Linked DNA regions of Homo sapiens: all the other regions are linked to region 2. Evidence: chromatin loops called from intact Hi-C (ENCODE). Cell type or tissue: Calu3. All regions are shown on one strand.

Region 1 (8,000 bases), 680 kb after region 2:
GGTACATCTGCAATGGAAAACAGTCTGACCATTCATCAAAAGGTTGAACATAGAATTACTATATGATCCAGCAGTTCTACTCATAGATATCTACCCAAGAGAAATAAAAACATATCCACATGAAATTTATACACCAATGGTTAAAGCAGCATTATTATTCATCATTGACGCAAAACAGAAACAACACAAATATCCATCAATGACGAATGGATAAAATAAAATGCGACATGTCCATACAATGGAATATTATTCAGCATCAAAAGGAATGAATTAGTAATACATGCCACAACAAGGACGAACCTTGAAAACATCACGCCAGGTGAAAGAAGCCAGTCACAAAAAAACACATAGGATAAAATTCCATTTATATTACATGTCCAGAGAAGATGAATACATAGAGACCGAAAGTAGATTAGTGGTTTCCTAGGGCTAGGGGCAGGGGTGCTGGGGAACAGGAAGAGAAAGGGGGAATGACTGCTAATGGGTAAGGATTTTTTTTTTTTCGGTGGGAGGGGGTAAAGTGATTTAAGTGTTCTAAAATTTATTGTAGTGATGGTTGTACAATATTGTGAACAGCTAAAAGTCTGAATTATCCATTTTAAATAAGTGGATTCAATGGTATGTGAATTAAATCTTAATAAAGATGATTATTTTACAAACGGTGAAAGTGAAAAGGAATCCCCAATCCAAACTGAGCATATAATTCTTCAGTGCCTTATCTGAACACATGGTATCATTGTCTAACCCATGGCTCTTTAGTTGAGAAAATGTAGACTCAAGTCTGCTGCTGGCAATGCCTGATCATGAAGGATCACATCCACACAGGCAGGGTCCCTAAGACAGGCTAGGACTCTCCGAGAGCATCCAGCCCAGTCTCTGCCTCAGAGCAAGGGCCCGACTAAGCCATCCCTGTGACCAAAGTCAGACTTTGCCACAGCTGCATCAATACCTTATGAAAGAAGAGAGGGTCTCACAATCAGGAGCAGCTCTTTGCAATACTGCGTGGTGGCTGAAGTCTGTCTCACACCTGAATATTGCAGAAGTACAATACTGTTCAGAGGCTTGCCAAATGATAGGATGTTGAGAATGAGAGGAAACAAAGAGACAAATATAAATCTGGAACTGCATGCCCAGGGACTGGAGAAGAGAGATGCTGGTGGCAGGAATAGGAAGTCCTACAGCTTTGAGCAGAAGATAAGAGCTACCGTACCTTGGAGGTAAAATCACTTTTGGATGCTGTGCGAAGGCCATTCAGGCAGTACCTCCAGCAGGCAGATAGACATGCAAGAGCACAGGAAGAGCCAAAGGGCCAGAATTCAGTTGTCATAGGATTGGGCTTCATTCATTTTTAAAAATGCATACAGTCATTCACCTACTCACTCCCTCATTGAATAAGCATTTAATAAGTTGCCACTAAGTGCAGGCATTGTGCTAGTTTTCAGGAAATGGAAATAAGGATGACAGAGGCTCCAGACTTTGAGATCTTACAGCCTCAAGATCCAAGATAGTCACTGCAGTGCTTGGATCCAGAGGGCCCCTTTGGACCTAATAACGGTAATGACACGTTCATTTATATAAGACCTCGGTGATTTCAGAGTGCTTACTAGTACATTCTGCAACCCTGACAAACAGCCAAGAATATTATCACCACCCTGTGAAGATGAAAAAGATAAAAGTCCATGGGGCTTAAGGGATTTATTTCAGGTCACTTCACGGGTAACAAAGCTGGACTCGAATCCGAGCCTTCTGACTCCTTGTCTGATGCTCTTTCTATTTGAAACCCAAAAATCAGAAAGTAGAAAAACCCAGTGCCCCAGTTTTACAGCACAGAGCTACAGACATGGTACTTGTAGGAAGTACATGAAAAGTGGCAGCACTTAACAGCATGTCCTCTCTCTGACACTGGACAAGACTATGTTGGCAGAAGCAAAAGTGACCAGATACCCGAGATGCACTTGAAAACTCAGTTCTTCTGACCCAGAATGTACCCGCTGGAGATGAGCTCAGAGGAACTGCTTGATCATTTAACAATTACCCTACAGAGACAACATCAAAAGAATCTACTATCAAACATCACAACCTGATTGTGTAGACACTGATCATTGGCTTGTCCAACTCTTTATCATCCTCCTCCTTAACTCTGTTATGGACAATGGGATATAAATGAAATCTGCTGTGAGGTTCCTAAGAAAGTTTTTGGATTTGAGGGCCTACTTCCCCTTCTCATCTTCCTCCCTTGAGTCTTGCAACCGTGAGGAAAGGCTGAGAACATCACAGTATCATTGCCCTGACATCACCCAGACACTGGGCCATTGCCAACGCCCAGGTGTCTCCACACTACCTTTCATGTGAGAAAATAAATCCCACAGTTTTAAACCACCATCAACAAGTTCTATTGCTATAGAATGAATTCTTGATTGATATAATGTATAATAGAAAGGGTGTGGATTTTGAAACCAGACATATTCAAATCCTGACTAGTTGGAAAGGAAGTTACTTCCCTAACTCTCAGCTTCCTCATCTGGAAAATGGGAACAATATAATAGCCTTTTAGCATTTCTGAGAAGCTAAAAAAAGTAATTATAAAAATGCCTAGCCTATTGTCTATCATATAATCTTACCCGTCTTCTCTTAAGAATCCTGAATTTGTTATTTACATAATTTCACCACTTCTCCCTCTCCTCTTGGATGCATTAACAATTTAAGAAACTATCAAAGATTCTTAAAAATACATTAGTGATTAAGATATATTTTAGCTCATAAATTTTTCCATCTTTTAGAAACTCATAAATTTATTTTCCTATTATGATATATAGTAAAACAAGAGCTCCTGGCAGATGTACTTTTCACCCATAATGAATATTTATTGAAGCAACAATAGTTATTAAAGCTGTACAAGCAGCTAATAAATATTTATGGAATACCTTCTCTGAGTTAGACCCCATGATAAATATGCCAAGTGCTAAAAAAGGTCATGAAAAAGACGCTATTTCTCTCTAGGGATGCTTGATTTCCAGTAGAGGGGTAAAAAAGCTTTTTTTTTTTTTTTTTTTTTAAGTATCTGTAACCAGGAAGTGGAATTAGAATAATTAAAGGCAAAAATCCCATTATAAGTTTTAAATGAGTTAGGTATCCATGTAAAACAGCATTTTTCATTCAGACAATTTATCATATATGTATTCAAGTAACTTAACTCCAAATCCAGTTACAGAAATTCAGAGTAAGGGTTTGCTTTGCTTTCATTTACAGGAGGAAACTTTGCATTTCTCATTTTGCCAGCATCAGAGCGTAATGGTTCAGAGTGTAGCCTCCGGTACCAGATTGCCTGAGTTCAAATCCCACCTCCAATTCTTAAAAGCTCAAGCGTCCTTAGCTGAGTCATTTAGCCTCTGTGCACCACAGATTCCCCAACTGGGATAATTATGGCACATGCTCCATGGGGTCTTTATAAGAATTAAATGACTTTAGAACCGTGGCCAACCCCCTTCAGCACTATATACAGTCAGCTGTTATTATTTAGCTATTTTTAAGGATGAACTGCAGTTTATACTTATTTCTAAACAGCATCAGATACTTGAGGATTTGTTTTTCTTCTGTGCTCCATAAAAGTATGGCCAGTAGCTTTCCAAAAGTTTGAAGCCTTAGTATTTTCCTTTCCTGGTTGGTCCAGTGATCTTCTTGCCATAGGTCCCTAGAGTCTGACAAGTTAAGCAGGAGCAGCTGGCAGAGTGATGAGGCTGGAGGTGGTACTTGAGAAAAGCTGAAACTCCTAGGGTGTGGATGCCTTTGTGTGTCCCACGGGAGCTGGCTCTGCACAGGGGCACATGTGGCCTTCCTCTTGTCCCTGCCCCGAGGAAGGTGAGCTCCAGGGTCACCTGCTCTCCATCTGTTCTCAAACCCCTGGCGCCTCCAGGTCTCTTCACCTCTCCTCTCCAGGGTGCCTTTGCCACACCTGCCTCAAGATGACCGCGGCCCTAAAACCATTGTTAAGCAGAAGCTCCATCCCCCGGCCCCTGCACTCCAGCCCATCACCATGGCCAGGGAAAGACTGCACACAACCCCAGGGCCTAGTCTGTCCTCTCAAACTAGGAAGGGCTGACTTACAAACGTGAATATAGGAAATTATATGTGACACCAGCCTGGATCACATGGTGAAACCTCGTCTCTACTAAAAATACAAAAATTAGCTGGGTGTGGTGGTGTGTGCCTGTAATCCCAGCTACTTAGGAGGCTGAGCAGGAGAATCACTTGAGCCCGGGAGGCGGAGATTGCAGTGAGCCGATATCCCGCCATTGCACTCCAGCCTGGGCGACGTGAGTGAGACTCCATCTCAAATAAAGAAACAAAACAAGAAAAAAAAACTATATATAGCTTTTGGTCATTCTGCCATGAGATGAGAGAAAATAGTAAAAGCCAATTTAAAAAGATAGTCTGTCCTAATTTCAAGTCAAAGATGTAAAACGGCAATATTACTGGATTCACAAACAGAATCAGATCTTCTGATTAAGATCCAGAAGACAACCTTTTGAGTCATGTATCTCTGCGTGGTATCTCCTGACCAGCAGACACTGTTGGGGAAATTCTTTTTTCAAAGTGGAAACTTGGAAAACCATTATTTAATTTATGCAATTTAATTATAAAATTTAAAGAAAAAAAAAAGGCTGCCTATGTTGTGTGTTACTGCCCCCCGGTGTCCACTGCTGTTATTGACACGTGTATTTTATTTGAAAAGAACAGCACCCTGGTGGTGCTTTCTTGACTTCTCTTTCACTTTTAGTAAAAATTGCTTGCGTTGCTCACTGTTCAGTGAATTCTCACTGTCTTCCTGGGTCGAAAATGTGGTATTCAGAATAGTGAGCCTAAAAATTAAGGCAACAGCGAAACACCTGGAACACAACAAACTTGAGAGTAAGGATTGGGTAATCCGAGGGGTTGCTTTGAGTATTCAGCCCTGTGTTGAATATTTCAAAATGGATACTAATTGGAAAAAAGAAAGTCCCCCTAATTCCCAGTGAAAACTACTCAGGCAAATTTCTAAAACAAAGGCTTAATTGTCCTCCTCTGGCTACATTGCTCTTGGCTATTTCTTAGCATTTTCTGCTCTGGGGGTTGACAGAGGCAATTAACCACCAGTCCATCAGTTGGTCACTAGTTAACATGTCTGGTGAGAGATCTGATGGGGTAGAGAATGTATTCTATTCACCAAAAGCACGTACTTCAAGTAAAAAATAACAGGTAGATCTCAATGGTATTTAGGTATTTCCTTAGATTCCTGTAAATCCTGTGTCAATTTTTGTCACCAGTTGCTGCCCAAAGGTCCAGGTTAGGTTTAGAAGTATCTTCCTCACTTTTCAGCACATGTCACATCAGCTAAGCTGAGTCACCAAGTACACTCAACAAACCAATATCTTTCTTTACTCCTGTAAGGCCTCAAGGCTCTATAATGAATATAAGAGAAATCTGTGGCCGGGTGCAGTGGCTCACACCTGTAATCCCAGTACTTTGGGAGGCTGAGGCAGGTGGATCACGATGTCAGGAGTTCGAGACCAACCTGGCCAACACAGTGAAACCCCCTCTCTACTAAAAATACAAAAAAATTGGCCCGGCGTGGTGGCGGGTGCCTGTAATCCCAGCTGCTTAGGAGGCTGAGGCAGGAGAATCACTTGAACCTGGGAGGTGGAGCTTGCAGTGAACCGAGATGGCGCCACTGCACTCCTGCCCAGGAGACAGCGCAAGACTCCGTCTCAAAATAAAAAAAAACTGTGTCTGTGTTTATGAATGAGTGCAAATTTGTTATCATTAGATGTGTAAACACTCTATTTGTTCTAAATTAAATTGAAGCTTTTCTGAACCCCAGTCCTGTGGGGCTGGTGAGGCTTTCAATCAGGCTTACTATTGGGGTTTCCAATGACCCAACCCTCACCCTAATTTCAGAACTGACTGAGGGTCTGAGGGGTCTTATAAAGAACAGAACGTTCAGGAAATTCCTTCTGGCCTTTGACCCACATCTGTGGTCATGGACATGCTGTGAAAATAGATAAGGAAACTGAGTCCTAAAGTCATTAGATAATTTGCTTTGAATTTCACAGCAAATCCTTAGTGGGATCATTATGGAAAGGTGGGTCTTCTGAGCTTTCATGGATTATCACAGTTTAAAAATCCATATAATTTTATTAATCTCCTTGGAGCTGTAATTCACAATTTACAGTATTGTTTGGTGATACTCCTCACTTCACCCTTCCTTCTTTTCCCCCAAATAATAATAATGCCTGTCATTTATTCAACTGTGCTAAGTGCTTTCCATTCATAAACCCTATGAGAAATATTATACCCACTTTTCAGATGAGATTCAGAGAGGTTAAGTAGCAACCTGGCCAAGAAGAAAGAAGCAGCAAATAAGAGGCTGAATTAGACCTGAACTTGAGTTTGTCTGGCTCTAAAGCCTATGTACTTAACTACCATACTATATTGCTTTTTCTAATAAAATTAGGAGAAAGAAGGAAGGAATATGTGACATACTTTTTAAAGACCAAATCGAATCAAAATATTGTTTTACTTACTATGGGAGAATTTTAGACACGACGATGTTATGGAACCACTGGTTAGAGTTCCCACATTAGCTTGTTTTTTTCAACGACTTGCTGATATAGTACATAAAATTCATCTCCCAAAACTCCAGGATAAAATTATCGTAGATGCATGATGGTAACTTAGATTATTGCAAGCCTTTTTGCAATTAAAGTGTAATAATAATTTAGCCTTCTCTGAGTTCATGTCCTTTGCTGGGACATGGATGAAGCTGGAAACCATCACTCTCAGCAAACTTACATAGGAACAGAAAACCAAACACCACATATTCTCACTCCTAAGTGGGAGGTGAACAATGAGAACACAAGGACGCAGGGAGGGAAACATCACACGCCGGGGCCTATAGCGGGGTAGGGGGCAAGGGGAGGGATAGCATTAGGATAAATACCTGATGCATGCGGGGCTTAAAACCTAGATGATGATGAGTTGATAGGTGCAGCAAACCACCACGGCACATGTATATGTGTTTGGTACACACAGGTAACAAACCTGTATATTCTGCACATGTATCCCAGAACTTAAAATAAATTTTTTAAAAAAAGAAAAAATAATAGTAATTTAGCATTCTCCTGAGGCAGTACAGGAGTGTGTATCACTGATCTCATCCTAGGACAACATTTGCCTAAATGTACCTCTTCCATTTATCATCATTTTTTTAAAGAATGAAGATAATCTCCAGATTCTTATGACTGTCTTTGATATTCTAAGAAAAAAAAATTGAATAAAATGTCATAACCCTTTAGGAGACAATTAAGAAAACAAATATAAAAGAAACAGATACTTAAAAAAAAAGTCTACAAAGAGTGAGGAAAACAGCATTCATTTGTAATTCCAAATTCAAAGAGAATTTTTGAGAAGCCCAGAACTTTAAAATGGAAATATCTTTTATTCAAGCCTGCCATCTTGAGGTCAATTAGAGAAATACTTAGTCTTGTTGAGAATCTATACTATTAAAAAAGAGCATGATATTTTGAATAAAAGTTTAAAAAATAAAAATAAGAACAACAACACTAAGCCAAAAACAGGATTTCTTCTCAGAAAACATAAATCTAAAACTCCCCACTGTCAGCCTGTTAAGGGTCATCATGGATTTGATTGAATCATGGCTTTGCCAATGCCAAAGAGCACTATAAATACACCTGGAGTTGTGTTATTACACGTGGCATTGAGAGAGAACACACTTCATGGGACATCTCACTAAGAATGTGTCAGAAAGGACTTACTACAGCATTCAAGGCTTAAGGAAGTAGGGCTTTGCTCTGGATTTTTTAATGTACAGAGCATTTGTTACCATGAATGAACCAATGCTGATGTATTTTTATTAACCAACATCCATAGTTTATTCAGATTTCCTTATTTTTACCGAATATCCTTCTTCTGTTGCAGAATCTTACCCAGATACCATATTACAT
Region 2 (8,000 bases):
CCTCAAGAAACATTTGCCTGAAAGCACCCAAGATGGGAAGCAACAGTGATGCAGTGAAAAAAACACACGGGCAAATCATGGAACCTCTCTGGGCCTCAGGCTCCTCATCTAAACTTCACAGGGTTGTTATGAAGAATAAGCAGCATAATGATAGAACATGTAAAAACACTTTATTAGCTGTCATTTCTGTGGAACCCAGGGCCTAACTTTCTGACTGAAAAAGCAGGCAACAGAACAAAAATGCTTCTCTAGAGAGATAAAGTAACTGACCCCTCTCTCTTCCTTTAGAGCCCAGATTAAATGCCCCTTCCCTAGAGGGGCTTCCTGGTCACTTATTTAAAGCTCATGTCCTTTATTCTCTACTTGACCCCTCATTTGTCTTCCTCATAGCCCTATCTCAACTCCCAACAATCTAATGGAGGGGAGGGTACAAATAGTACTCCCATTTTACTCAGAAAACTGAGTCAAATAAAAGTTTAGGCCACACAGCTGGTAAGGGGTAAAGTCAGGATTTCAACGTAGCTGGTGTGGCTCCAGCGTTTTTGCTCTCAACTACCATGCAATACTATTAACATGGAATCTGAATAAAAAGTTGAAATTAACAAGAACAAAGGTAGTAATGTCTAGAGTCAGCATTCACCAAGAGGACAGGGTAGAAGGGAGGAGAAAAAAACTAAAGGAAAATGGAAGAGAATTATGAAATGTTTGTCATCTTGAAAGAAAAGGAAAAAAAAAAAAAAAAAAGGAGAGCAAGAGTTGTATGTCACTGCTGCGTGCCCAAATCTGTTATGTAAGGGCTGGCTTATGCTGGCTCCACTGCCTTGGCTTTAGGGCCTTACCTGTCAGAGGGAGCTTGATGCTGCTGCCAACCTCCTAAACTGTGTGGTGTTTTCTCCCCTCATGCCTATGCTAAGTTATTCTCCTGTCAATAATCTTTCATCTGTGTTTCTTTCAGAGGCATCTACTGCAAGTGCAAAAGAATTGTGGTGAAAGCTGCCTGATCAACAGCTATAACCTGGCAGAATTTCTCCTTCCAGCCTTACCTGAAAATTGCTTATTATGAAATACTATACCACAATGCTTCATGCTTATTCCAATCTCAGATTAAAGGCAAACTCTTTGTCCAAAACAGTACACACCCACAGGTGGGGGTGTATATGAGCAGTTTTGACAACGAACAACAAAAGTTGGACCTAAATTTTTCACTTAGCACAAGCCTAGTAATTTTATTATTGTTATTATTGGATGTAGTTGCATTGAGGATTCTCTTATTAGAGACATATCTTGGTTCAAGTAATCAATGGAATGTGTGGGGGAAACACATTTAAAAATGAATTTGGAAATGTTTCCAGGAGTGGTGGTTTTACAAGAGGACTCATCACAGATTTTTTCACAGAATCTTTCCTAATCTTTACGAAGGTTTGAGGCTCTAACTCAGTTCTCGTAATGGACTCTCTCTTGGTTGGAAAGAAGACAACCCAAAATTCCAACATTTGGTGAGTTGACAAAAGTGACATGTGGTGTCTCTTTCATTCTTGTAGCAGCTGTCTCACATGAAAGGCAGTGAATCAGAGTTCTCCGTGAGGACAGCAGGAGCTGGTCCCCCTGCCTTTAAGGTCACTCCCAGAGTCTTTCCCTACAAGTTGGCCTTGGCATCTGCAAGAGCAGCAAAAACAGAACACACAGGGGCCCTCACACCACAAACCTAAATAGTCTAAAAGTTATAAGCCAAGCTAATAAACCATTAAATAAAATAGTCTACCTTCCCATCTTGACAAATATACCTCTATGACAACAAAATTGAAAAAAGGAGTGCAGCTATGGGATTTTTTTTGATTGCTAGTCAGCAAGACATCAAAGATGACTGATATTCATTATTACTGTGTATGTCAGCAGTTCTTTTGACAGGCCAGTAATGTATAGATGAGTCATAAACACATATATAACTCATAAATATGTTTACTTCATAAAATACAATATTTCTTGTCTTCATTTTTATAAAATACTTAAGTTATTATAGTTAAGGTTTTCCCATAAATTTCCTTATATTGACAGTAATGCTAAATTAGATAATCTTTTTTGAATCATCATAGTTGTTAGATTATTTTCAGTATTTTCAATTTTGACAAACTTCTTTATGTTGAGGCAGTAACTACTGGAACTGTCAAAATTATTACAGTAAAATAAATTCAGAGATGGCCACTTTATGTATTATTTTATGTTCAAATATAACATAATCATAAATGATAAACTATATTGGCTATACAAAATGTAACAATATTTTAATTTAACCATTCCAATCGCCATCTCATTCAACTTCTGCCCTCTTTCAAAGTAATATGTAAATCCATAAAGAATTTAGTTGTTGTTTTTTCAATTTTTTCAATGCTGAGTTATAAAGAAAACCAAACACAGCAGGATGTTGCTCAATTTGTTAAAATCTTCTTTCAATAAAGACTACTGCCTGATCTACGGTGGGCAGAAGATAATGTCTACAGAAAGTGTATTCAGGGTCACATACATGTAAATCTTTCCCATTATAGAGTGCATGACATTTATTGGAAAGCTTTTGTGTGGCTTCCTAGTTTCTTTCTAGGTAGTAAAACTATTTTCTCTAAAATGTTTTGAAATATTTTTAAATCACTTATCAAATGAAGTAACTCTACTTTGATACTTCTGGGTTTTTATGAAATAAAACTTTTGTAAACATTATTAATAGCAAACAACAGTTCACATTAAATGACCATGGATACACAAATTCAAAGTTAGCTTCTGCAAAGACTATTATCAATTCTTTCTTTGTGGAACTGTTGTTATATCACATAATTGTTGTAGTATATCTTTTCTAAATTTAATCTAAACATTTTAGTAACATTTAGTTGGCATCGCCATCAGATGTCAAAAAGTAGCTTTAAGGTCAATTTCAATGTATTTCCTTGGGATGTTCCATATTTAGACAGATTCAGAAAACAAAGTACATCATCTCTGAATTGTTCCAAAGAATATCATTGCTTTGGGTGAATTGGAGGCTATACATCCTAATAACAAACACACTACATAACTTCAAATAAGCTACTTGAAAATAAACTGTATTTGAATTTCGAAGAGATTTTATGATAACATGTACTATAACTATGCTTATCTAATTTAAAAACTTTTAAAATATATTTTCTAAATGTAATTCTGGGTTTATTGATGGAGAGAAAAGAGGAATACTGCTGTTAGAAAGAGAAGAAAATACAGGTGATAACTTGACCATGAAAAATAAGCCTACAGATCACTAAGAGTTGACTTTGTTCTTACAACAAAAATACACTAAATACGTAAAATTTTAAAATTACAATTAAATTTCTTTGGGCGAGGGGCGGTGGCTCATGCCTGTAATCCCAGCACTTTGGGAGGCCCAGGCGGGTAGATTGCCTGAGGTCAGGAGTTCGAGACCAGCCTGGCCAACATGGTGAAACCCCATCTCTACTAAAATAAATAAATAAATAAGCAAGCAAGCCAGGCGTGTAATCCCAGCTACTCGGGAGGCTGAGGCAGGGGAATTGCTTGAACCAGGGAAGTGGAAGTTGCAGTGAACCGAGATCGCACCACTGCACTCCAGCCTGGGCGACAGAGCGAGACTCTGTCTCAAGGACAAAAAAAAATTATTTGGACTCAGATTCTGTCTCAGATCTCTCAGGTACAACTTCCTCTATCTCTGAGGTTTCCGTATGTGCTATCTTGAAAACCGTCAATTCCCTATAGAGATATATCAAAGAAATAGATTTCTGAAACAGCAGCACAGAACGTCCTCATTTTCTAGTTACAGTTATGAAGTAACAGAAAACAAAAAGACACCTTTATGCTTTAGTGTGAGCTCACTAATACCTAGTCCCAGGCTCAATCACCTTTTCAGCATCATCTCAAAGGCAAAAGTTTAGCTTCTCACTAAGTTCTAACGGAAAACAACACTAGAGGGCGCTGGGAGTTTGCAACTTAGGACTGTCTTCTCACCCAGGAACACAGTGTTTTGTTCTCCGAAGGATACCAACACCAATTCAATCCCTGAAAATGTCCGTTATCATCACAGTTCCAATGAATCAAGAGCGTGATCCTACAAATATGTTTTCCCTGAATACAAAAGGGGAAAGAACAAGAATCTCACTGGCTTTAGCAGTTTAATAGTGTACCATCCAATCAGGTGAAAAAGATATTAAATAAATTCCAAGGAGGGGAAAGAGGGAAGAGCAGAGCTTGTAGCTTACAGTTTCTTTCTTTCAAGTCATGTGGTAAGTGAATTTTTGGTGTGAGCGTTCATGAGAATTTCTGCCAAAAAATAAAATGGTCAAGTCTTGCATTAAGTCAGGCTGAGTTGATGTTCAATACACTAACGGCTAAAGATAGAAGTTCCCATTATAAATCACATCTCAAAATGCTAGTAATTTGCATTTAGGACAATGAACTGCAAATTCTATTCAAAAGGTAAAATTAAAATAAGACTTTCAGGTGTTGTTCTCTCCCAAATCTTTACAATCTTATGACCATTGTGGGGAAAAAATTTGTGGGGAATGTTGAAGCACATCTTACCTAGTCTCAGTGTGACCTAAGGGTTATCGTCCACACCAAAAAGGCAAAAGGCACCCTAGAGCTAGAAGTTGTCTTCCCTTTGAATGGAAGACAACTCAAACTCTAACTACACATTGTGGGAAAGCTATGATGTAGTAGCCTCTCATACTTTTGAAATGTATACATTTTTACAACGGCCCAACATCAATTTGCATATGGATTTGCAATTGCACATGCAATTGCAAAGATAGGATTTTACTGGTGATTACAACAACAACTTTTAAAACTACACTTCAGCCTGGCCAATCCAGTCTTCTCCAAGACCAGCACTACAGATCTGGCTGTTTGACATAGTGACAAGTAAAATATTACTTTTTCTATGAAGTTGTTTCATTTATATGTTTGGTCAAATCAAACTAGTCATAAATACATTTGCTGAACATAATCTATCCTAAGCCTTTTCAGTGTTTAAAATTATGGACACACTTGGAATTTTGTCATGTCACACAAGAAACATTGGCCCAGGAGGTCAAACATGGTCATAAAGTTCATAAACACGTCAATCTTCCTCCTACCACAGAGACTTTGAGTTTGCTGTTCAATCAACCCAAAGCAATCAGTCTTCTTCAAGGGGACCAGGAGTAAGTCTTCCTTTTTTTCAGGAACTGGTAGATTAAACATGGGCGCAAGACTCAAATACATACACGTTAATACACACACCTTGTCCAGATTTGGTTCCAGAATTTTTTCTGGTGCCTAAATCTGGTCACAGTGGACTTGTTTCTTCTCTTAACTGCTTTTCATACAACCCTAGGAGAGTCCCAGGTTCTGTCCTTGAATGAGACTTTCATTCCTGGCATACTAAGTCAAAATCAAAATGCACTTCCTGCAGAAACACTGTCATGAAAACAGGGGCACTTGAAGTCCCACAGTTTGTAGCTTAACTGGGTTGTTGAGGGCTGGCCTAAGAATGTAAAAAACATTTCCAACATTTTTGCTTTGGGAATGTGTAAGTTTCACTATCTGATTTTCAATGGAACATTTGAAGCAATACTTGTAAAGTGCAAAGTTTTGTAAAGGAAACAGATAAATATAAAATTACATGGAAGGTATCTTTAGCTTCAGATGCTGAAGGGACGGTGAAATTCTCTTCTAAAATAAAAGAAGGATTTTTAAGGGATTGCCACATTTTTGCAACTGAAGGCACATTGGATATTGATTTAGGTACTTCCCCACAGATGTCAATTTGGCTGAGTGGGGACATGTGGTCTGTCAGCAGAAGATTTTCAGTCCCTGAAGTAGAGGACAGAGCTCAGAAGAGAGTCCTAGAGAGGTTTTTTGTTTTGTTTGCTGTTTTTAAACAAGAAATCCTATAACAGAGATACAAAAATAAACAGATAAAATTTTTGTTTTAGAACAATGGTTTTCAAATTGTAGGTGGCTGTTCATTTGGTTTATGAAATTAAATGGGTCTTGAGACTCACATCTGTAGAATGAAATGGAATAGGGAAAAAATGGAGGGGGGCCATTGTATTTCTTACTGTTTGGGTGGTCACGATCACAAAATTTTTGAAAGAACACTGACCTAGAAGTTAACAAAAAGAGCCATGGAGTTAAAAAGTTAAAACCATTCTTAAAGTGGAATTGGCAAGTGTGAAAACTGGCGACTGTGTATTGCTTTTGGGAAAAGGAGATAGAAAATAAATTAGGAGTGTTTAAAAATTTGGGACCATTAAATAGTGCTCCAGGGTTAGAGAGGTCGTCTAGGGACTCTCTTTGTCCAGCCAGCTGTGGCTCATCCTAAATATGGCTTAAATATCACTTCCTCAGACCCACCTTGTCGCTTCTCTCCTCTGTCACCTTTTTTTTTTTAATAGAACTTATCACAATGTGTAACTATACATTTGTTTGTGTGTTTCTCTAATGTCTCTGTCTCTAGACAGCCTTTAAACTCTATGGTGACAAATTTTACTTCTGTGGTTGATTACTGCATAATACCTGGCCAGGCACTCAATTACTATTTAAAGAAAAGAGCATCAGGAGATATTGTGAAAGACTTTAAGATAGGCAAAAAAAAAAATTACTGGTGTCCTGCCTAGTATACCCTTCTAAGCTGCCAGAGCTGTTCGTTGCCTTTGAGCTGTTTTACCACCCTGTAAGTTATAGAAAACTGACAGTAATGCCAATGATTCTTATCCACAGAAATGCAAGTGAATCTTGGTGAATATGCAATGATTATTGTCATAGGAATATTAATAATTTTTTTCATCTACTAACAAATCCATCTTAGCATTCCTGGTAATATTAATTAATATATATATTTATTAATATATATCATATATAATTAATATATATTTATTTATATATCATATATAATTAATATATATTTATTAATATATCATACATAATATATTTATTAATATATATCATATATAATAATATATAATATTAGCGTATATGTGTGTGTTCTTTGACTTCTATTTAAAGCTAGTTGTAATATGTTAAAAGTTGTTCTTATTAATGAATTAATTAAAATTTTAATGAATGAGTTAAAATTTTAATTAAAGTATTAATTAAAAACTCTGACATGTTTTATATTTTATATTTATACTTTATATTTGGAGGGAAAGAGAAAGGAAAGAAAGAAAATGGAGTATTAGCTGGAAAGTCTATGTATGTGCTCATTCTCTTGGGGACTGACATTACCTGGTTGTGATTATGTTAAGAGAAAGAGGCTGGTGAAGGAAAGAAAAGGAAGGCATCAGAAACAAAGGTCATTTTATAAGGTAAACATGAGATAGCAATGTAGCCCACTTATAAAGCAGACTTTGTTTTAAACAGAGACATAAACATACATATAACATATGGGAAATAATGTGCTTATTCCATGCATTCTGTACTGGCAAGGCACATCTATTGTTGAGATCCTCAGCCTAGATAATCTGACACAGGTAGATCCAGAGAACAGTTATGATTTTTCACTGTCTACAGGCAAGCTGGTATAGGTACTACTCAATTCCCACCAAAGTCACCAATTAACAAAATGAATTATCCACTATGATGTCACTCAAACAGAACAAAGAGGAAATAATCAGGAGAGAAGTAAGTGTTACCCAGCAAAAATTAGTTGGAGGTGTGTTTACATGAATAAGGGTATCTTTCAATCAGAAAAAGTAAATCAGCAAGGCTAAAACTTGCATTTCTTAAAGATCATCAACCTGTTAATTAGAAAAGCTATGATAATTAAACTGAATTCAGGTGGTTTACTTAGAGTCAAGAATTAAGTTTATCGGGACCTCCCTTTAGCTTTATAAAATTAAGCTCCATTTACTAAATCTAGACACAGAGTTTAGGCAGGGTTTGCGTTTTGGTTCCATGGTCTAAATATTTATAATAGGTCTCCAATGAGTGTTCACATAGCTCTGGGTGATAGGTACTGATTCGATAAC
Region 3 (8,000 bases), 400 kb after region 2:
AGAAGTGCTCTTGATAGGAGAGGAGGTAATTTGATTTATCCTCTGTGGTGAATTGAGGCATAGCCCATGGTTTATAAAGTGAGGCATCCCCAAACTTCATCTTAGTGAAAAAGGACTTTTTTTTTAAGTCTTCTCAGAATTCTTATGGGAATTCTAACAACCATCAGGAGGTGCTTGAGAACCAGCAAAGGCAAAAACAAAATCTTTGGGTCTTTACTCAGTGGACAATGCATAAGCATGAATTATACCTCTGGTATATTACTAAGCCCTGAAACATTACAGAATGTAAGCAAAACTTGATCCTCAAGTAGTCTCGAGTGGAAGACATAGATTCATATTATTATACATAGAAAAAGCTTAAAGGAGTCCCTGACACATAGAAATCCCTTAATAACAGCTTTAGTTATTAGCTTCTGCACTATAATAGACGCACATGATATTTTGTTTTGTTTTTAGATTCAGAGGGTAAAGGCAGGTTTGTTACATGGGTGTATTGCAAGATGCTGAGGTTTGGGCTTCTAATGATCCTGTTGCTGTTGCCCAAGTAGTAAATGAGGTATCCATTAGGTAGTTCTTCAACCCTTGCCTGCCTCCCTCTTCCTTTTCAGAATACCCAGTGCCTATTGTTCCCATCTCTGTGTCCCTGCATACCGAGTATTTAGCTCCCACTCACAAGTAGGAAAATACAGTATCTATTTCTGTTCTGCCTTAATTTGCTTAGGATAATGGCATGTGAAGTTTTAGAAACTGCTATGACCTCATAGAGAGGAAATGACATGGGGAAGTGGTATAAGATCTTACAGAGGAGGTGCTTTGAGCTGAGCATTGGAGGATCTGTAAGGAGTTTCCTAGGGAAAAAAGAAAGAGCATTCCAAACAGAAGCAACAGCACAGAGAAGAGCAAAGCCTTGAATTCACATTGGTACTAAAGGAATCCTGAGGGTGTATATTGTCCATAGAACAGAGGGTTGAAAGATGGGATGGGAGAAGATGCAAATTTAAAAGGCAATTGGGCCCAGATGATGAAGGACTTTAATGTTCAGGCTTTATTCTGTACACAATAGGGGCAAAATTTTGGAGAAGAACAGTGATGTTATCAAACCTACGATTTCAAAAGATCACAACAGGAGTTTCTAAAAAAGAAGGACTGGGTAAGACAGGTGGCGGGTGCAGGGACTGCAATTAGGAGGCTCTTGTGGAAATAAGGAAGATAGGAGGAGGGGACCCAAAACAGGCAGGGAGCAGCAGAGAAGGTGAGAGACTCAGGAACACTGAAGGACAAGCTTTTCCTTTTTTTTTTCTTTTTTCTTTTGGAGACAGTGTCTCGCTCTGTCACCCAGGCTGGAGTACAGTGGCATGATCTCGGCTCACTGCAACCTCTGCCTCCCAGGTTCAAGCAATTTTCCTGCCTCAGCCTCCCAAGTAGCTGGGACTACAGGTGCATGCCACCACGCCCGGCTAATTTTTTGTATTTTTAGTAGAGACGGGGTTTCACCGTGTTGCCCAGGCTGGTCTTGAACTCCTGAGCTCGGGAAATCTGCCTTCCTCAGCCTCCTAAAGTTCTAGGATTACAGACGTGAGCCACCATGCCTGGCCAGGACAGGCTTTTTCATTATGAATTGCTGCACAAATATTCTTCCCAAAGTATTGGGCATAATTTTTAATGAGGTTCATGTCTATACATTGGGAGTTCTTTTTGATAAAAGAAGTAACTAGATTATTTTTTAATTTTTATTTTTAGATGGAGTCTCGCTCTGTTGCCCAGGCTGGAGTGCAGTGGTGCCATCTCGACTCACTGCAACCTCCGCCTCCCGGATTCAAGCGATTCTCCTGCCTCAGCTTCCCGAATAGCTGGGATGACAGGCACATGCCACCATGCCCAGCTAATTTTTGTATTTTTAGCAGAGACGGGGTTTCACTATGTTGGCCAGGCTGGTCTCGATCTCCTGACCTCATGATCCACCCACCTCAGCTTCCCAAAGTGCTGGGATTACAGGCGTGAGCCACCGCGCCTGGCTATGACTGGATCTTATGCTCTTTTCCTACTGGCTCCATTGCCGGGGGGAGGCGAGCCTGTTTTTTCTTTGCAGGCGCCACTGGGTGCAGCTCACTGAATTACAGGCACAGGACTCAAAAGTATTATAATCAGTCCTGATCAAGGGATTTGGCCAACCTGCACTAATAACAAATGCCACACTGAGGTTTCATTGCACTTTATCAGAAAGGATAGAACATGTTCTTTTCTGTGTTACAGAGATGAACATTAAAAAGGTGGTTTGCTTCAGCTAACAAAATGAAATGCTGCTGTTCCAGATAAAAAAAAAGCAGGCAGCAGGGCATGAGAGAAAACAGAGGACACTGAAGGTATGGGCAGGTCGCTCATGTGTGTGTAATGCCCGCAGATCATCCAGACCTGACTGACAGATAGCTGTCAATCAAGAGCAATGAAGGACATCTCCATTCTGCAGTCCTATTGTCTGAAATCAGAGATCCTCATTGCTAACGACAACATAAACAATAGTTGTTTGTTACTACGTTTGCTGTTAGGGTGCAGAAGAGCTTAAGATGGATGAATGGTTTGGCCTCTGTTTAAATTGCATCCTCAGAAAAAAAGAAAAAGAAAAAAATGGAGACTCTGGATTTGGCAACTCTCTTTCTCTCACACACACTATATAATCCACTGAAAATCTTGGCAACTCTAAGATCTTTCCAATGCAGCCTAATCTGACCACTGTGTGCCACTCCACTACTGCTACTGTGTTCCAACCAGCAGTGCCTCTGGCCTGGCCCCCACACTGGCCTCCCAGCTGGCCAGTCGTTCACTGCTGACCACCCCCTCTCACAGTCAGCAGGGTATTCTTTTAAAGAAGTAAATCAGATCAAGCCACTCCCCTGCTCAAAGTCTTCCCATGGCTTCCCATCACATCGAGAAGAAAATCCCAGTCTTTAAGGGGACCCTCCAGCCCTTCGTCATCCACTCCTACTTCTCCCATCTCGTCTCCCACCATGCCCCTCACACCCCTGGCTCCAGCTCCCGGGGCCTCTCTGGAATCTCTCAAACTTGCCAGGCACTCTCCTGCCTTGGGCCTTTGCTCTTGCTGAATCCTCTGTCTGGAACGTTCTTTCCTCTATGGCACATACCTAAAACAGCACCCTCCCCATCCCTCTAACCCCTTACTGTGTCTTATTTTTTTCCACAGTTTTCCTGTTGTTTTATGATACATTTGTTTATTTGGTTGTTTGTCTCCAGATTTCCTGGCATTTTATTATACATGTGTTTAGTTAACTGTTTGTCTCCTTCCCTGGAAGGTAAGTTCCATGAAGTGAAAGATTTAATCTGCTTCATTTAGCTGTTGCGACCCAGTGCCTAGAATAATGCCATGCAGGTAGCAGCTTCTCAAGTGTTTATCAAATGCATGTAAGATTGAATGAATGAGTGAATGATACACTGTCCTTATTTCCTAAACCAGACCAATTCTCCCTCCAGTCCTGAAATAACACCCACTTTTGCCCACACAACATCCTAGGCCAACCTGGCCTAAGTGATTTCCCACAAAGTGGGGAAATGAAACAGTGTTTGAACAAGTGAAAAAATTCGTACATTTTTAAGACACCAGATGATGCTCTTCGGACCACTTCAGCTATTCTCAAGAACTCAGCAGCTGCAGCCACTCTGCCTAAGGAGGAGAACTTAAAGAGTACATCATTTGAGTAATAAACTTCAGAGGATTCTGAACGTTTGCCATAACTCTGAATGACCTCAGAATACTCCACGGATACATTACATTATACAAAGTATAACTTCAAATAACTAATACATGATTTCAATCTTTTGATGAAAAAAACTCAAATTTCTAAAATAACTATTGCATTATTTCAATCTTTTGATTAAAAAACTAAAAATCAGAACTTCTTTCGGAGAAAATAAAAATAAAAGCCAGCTTAATGCTACAGGAATCAAACTACAGCTAAAGGGCATTCTAGCCAAAGGTCACAGCGCCCTCTACTGGCTATTGATAGCTAACAAACCATGGGGAAAAATTCACGGAGGAAGCCGCTTTATATTCAAATCCATTCACGGGATTATTAAAAAATATTTTAGTCCCTGCAAAGAAAATGAGCTGTGGCTATAAAAGAGGGAAAGATTCAGTCCCTGTTTTCAAGGGGGTTGAAGACTAGTACGAGGAAGAGAAATTTGGAATTACAGTAGAGTAGGACAAATGATGCCATCTAGAACACCAGGTGGGCATTTCGTCCAGCATGCAGGGGTGTGGGGCAGTGCCTGAGCTGAGGACTGAAAAAGGGTAGGAGTGAGCCATGTGAACGGAGGGGTGTGTAGATGGGCAGTGACGTTCCAGGCAATGGGGCCACAGATGGAGAGGCATGGAAGTGAGAAAGAACCTCAGGAATTGAAAGTTGTGACAATTACTTTTGGTTGCCCACTCACCAACCGTCCCCTGACTTCTTTTTCCCTCTGGTCTGCCTTCCTGTTGGTGGCTGAATGTGCCAGGTACTGACTTTCCTGACTGCTTTCATGGCTAGAAATAGCCCTGTGAACAAATTCTGGACAATGAGATATAAGGGAACATTTGCCAGAGGGATGGCTGAGATAGAATTTCTTTGATGATAAAAGAGGAGACACCCATGGAGACGACACATCATGTCAATCTGCCTGTCAAAGTTGTCGTGAAAAGAGGTGATCCTTGTTGCTGTTGCAGCCTTCCGGTGAACATGAATGGCAGCATCACTAACACTGTGAGGCCGGCAGTCCTTGGTGACATTACAGAGCTGCTGAACCACCCACCTCTGGGACCACCTATTTCTGTCCTTGTTGTTATGAAAGAAAAAATAACCCTTATGGCTTAAATCACTCCCAGTTATGTATTCTGTTATTTTTAGCTAAAGCATACTCATTGATATGCTCACATTCTCTGATGTGAGGAACCAGTGCAAGGTTTAAGCAAGGATGTAACACAATGAAATTTGCATTTCCGAAAGATCAGGCTGAAAACAAGCAGAGAATGAATTGAAAGAGAGCAAGACAAGAGGGAAGAAGACCAAGTAGGATATCTATAATGGTATAAGCGAGGATGGGGGAGAAAGGCAGAGATTAGGGTCTGACCTAAGAATAAAACAAAAGGGAGAGATCTAAAAAATAATTAGAAAGTTGAATGGACAGAGTTTGGTCATTCGTGTGAGAACTAGAAGATGAGATGAAGGGAGGAGTCAAGAATGAATCCAAAGTTTGGGGCTTAAATAATGAGGTAGGTAGATGGGTCACTTCTTGATATTCACAATTGAGGAGGAGAATTAGATTTAGGACACAATGGAAATGATGAATTCTGTTTACACACTGAATTTAAAGAAGCTGAATTTCATATATGAAAATCAGAGAATCTGGACTTAAGAGAAAGATTTTCAACATATTAATGTGTACATGGTAATTGAAGTTATGGAAGTCGACCTGGTCACTCTTTGGGGAACATATATACAGAGAAGGAGACAAGAAAAGGGTGTGGAGAGAGGCCCTCACAATGACCAATACCCACAGACAGACAGAAAGGAAAGCTACACAGAGACAAGAGACTATAAAACAGCAGAGGGAGAAAGCAAAGAATGAAGCGTCTCCAATGGCAAAGTAACAAAGTTTCCAGATGGAAACTTCCCACTTCAGTGAAACAGGGTCAGGAAACCACACTTTGGTGCCTTTAACCAGGACAGTTCTGTGGACTGCTGAGTACAGAAGCAGAAGCCAGTTAAGTTGGAGAGATGAAATGGATATGAGCAGTAGATGCTTCGTTCAAGAAGATGGCTATGCAAGGGAGGAGAAAGATTGAGGGACAGTTAGGGAACGCATGGTGAAGGTATCATTTCAAGATGTGGGACATTTGAATGTATTTACATATTGAAGAGGAAAACCAGCAGAGGAAGTGGGTCAGAGAGAGGGGAGACAGGTGATAATTGATGACATAAGATCCCTGAGGTTTCAGGAGGGAGTTGTAGGCACAAGCCTTGCAAACAAATTCAGATCACAGTTCTTTCCAAAGCCACTTAATTCCAACTCTTGGGTGGAAAATTCGATCCCACTCAATACTGGGGTTCTCCTACGAAGGGTCATAGCATACCATCAAAACATCTGGATGAGCACTCCAGTTGTTAACCACAGTGATTACCACAGAGATGCTCACTCTTTCAGTCTACAGGGCCCATCTGCTTTGGAGATACTGGGAGCCCATAGGCCTGGGAGCAACTATCACAGGATTTATCATATACACAACCCAGCATCTCCCAGGGTACTGCCACTGAGTCCACAATACAGGTTAGAATTCCCCTTCCCCCTCCACCTCCAGCCTCCTCCTCATATGCAGAAAATCATTATATTCATACTTATGGTGGCCTATCTGTGTCATTTTTTGGACCCAAATATGCTCCCTCTCCCCCCATAAAAGAAAAGGTAAAAGAAGAAGGTGAGGTGAAGGTCAAAGTTTTGTGTTCCCCCAGAGATAAAATCTTATAACCAAACTCCTTAATAAAAACATCATATGGATATATTTTCTCATGCTTGTACTAGTAAGAGGGACTTTGAAACATGGTATTGTCACCACTTAAGATTTGCATTGAACATGAGCCAGAAAATGATACATCATACTATCTCAGTTTCTGACTATCAGCTGGATTTGGTGGCTCCATATTCATAAGACCCAAATATGCAACTGTAATTTGATGTTCTCACCCAAAAGCCAATCATCTCTGTGTGTCAGATGTTCTTTCTGGAGATGCCACTGCTTATCTTCAGGTGGGAAGAATAAAGTGAATCAATTTTGGAAAGCAAAGTCAGCAAACTTCTTCAGATGTGTGGACAAGGGCCACTCATGTCTTCATGCATTTAAACAAATGCTGGGTACAAGGCAAGCAAAAATTCCCCCAGCTAAAGACCCAGACCATGTAGCAGACCTGCATCATAAAATGCATAAAATGCCATATTTTTAAGAGAAAAGGGGGAGGTGGTGGAGTTAAGTCATTTATAAAGAGGAGTCTTGCTCTTTATACAACTTGAACAGCCTCCAGCAATGTCCAGGGAAGGGGGAGTTTGACTAGTGGAAAGGTGCATTCCAGACCTCCTGGTAGGAATGGCCCCATGGCAGAAAACATTGCATCTGGCTATCAGTGCATGGTGAAACTGAACATTACAATTAACAACTGGCTGTAAGCACACAGACTCAAATTTAGCTTTCTGCAGAGTTCACCTGCACAAAGAACACACAGATTGGATGATACAGCCTTTCAGCCTCTGTGATAGCTTCCCCACCAGCTGGCATCCCACACTGCTTGGGTGAATGTTTAACCTTCGTTAAATAAATAGATCCTTGCTGCTAGCCCTCCTGAGGCCTATTACATAGGGCTGCCCATGTGAGAAACAGCTTGCTCACACAAATCAGTGCCTCAAATTTGAAGCATCTGGCCCAGTGATTCCAATTTTAGGCTTATATTTGAAAGCACAGTTTGATTTCTCTGTTCACTTAGCATATCTCACATGATCGGCAGTTTCATAGGCCCATCAGTAGACCTCAGTGTCAGCTCCTCTGAAGAGGAACAGCCTGTGTGTTTGAGAAGCCCCCAAGGACCTTCCAAAGATAATAGGGGAGGGGGCACGTCATAAAAGTACTTAAACACACCTTGCAATTTTTCTGAAAATCTGTAGGGCCTTTTCATGGAATTAGTACCAGTCATCGCTTACATATTACTTATGTTAATTGTAGCTGAATAACTTCTCGTTCTTGCTCATTCCGAAAATAAAATAACACCCTAGCACCTAGGCTGTGGTCTTTAAATTCTACCTCCTACTCAACAGAAACAAGACTCCTTGAAGAAATGGCCAATTCCAGTTCTGGGGTAAGAAATCTACCAGAGGAGCCTGGTATTTCTCACCTCACCAGAAAGCAAGGAAGTTTGGAGTGACACCTAGGGTTGTATTCAAAGTACTTGGAATTCAACTTGAAT

What was found. A loop is a pair of places that touch in the nucleus more often than their neighbours do. Peaks named below come from ENCODE experiments on the same cell type or tissue, not always from the same donor. Only the 100,000 strongest peaks of a DNase experiment are listed, where the experiment ranks them.
Region 1: a loop joins it to region 2, with 21 times the contacts of the local background. A loop is called at or near these places in 59 of 110 quality-filtered maps.
Region 3: it touches region 2 in a loop (12-fold over the local background); 93 of 110 quality-filtered maps call a loop at or near these places.

What each region holds. Positions count from the first base shown.
Region 1 is chr9:17,528,536-17,536,535 of GRCh38, reverse strand. It overlaps a transcript of CNTLN not described here. Among named protein-coding and RNA genes, the nearest start is that of SH3GL2, 47 kb to the left of the region's middle. In Calu3, a CTCF peak has its summit at 4,678 (motif pointing left); a DNase peak (open chromatin) is centred at 4,695.
Region 2 is chr9:18,209,393-18,217,392 of GRCh38, reverse strand. It overlaps a transcript of ADAMTSL1 not described here. Among named protein-coding and RNA genes, the nearest start is that of ADAMTSL1, 260 kb to the left of the region's middle. In Calu3, no CTCF peak of the experiment used is centred here; a DNase peak (open chromatin) is centred at 3,972.
Region 3 is chr9:17,807,192-17,815,191 of GRCh38, reverse strand. No RefSeq gene overlaps it. Among named protein-coding and RNA genes, the nearest start is that of SH3GL2, 230 kb to the right of the region's middle. In Calu3, a CTCF peak has its summit at 4,006 (motif pointing left); a DNase peak (open chromatin) is centred at 4,011.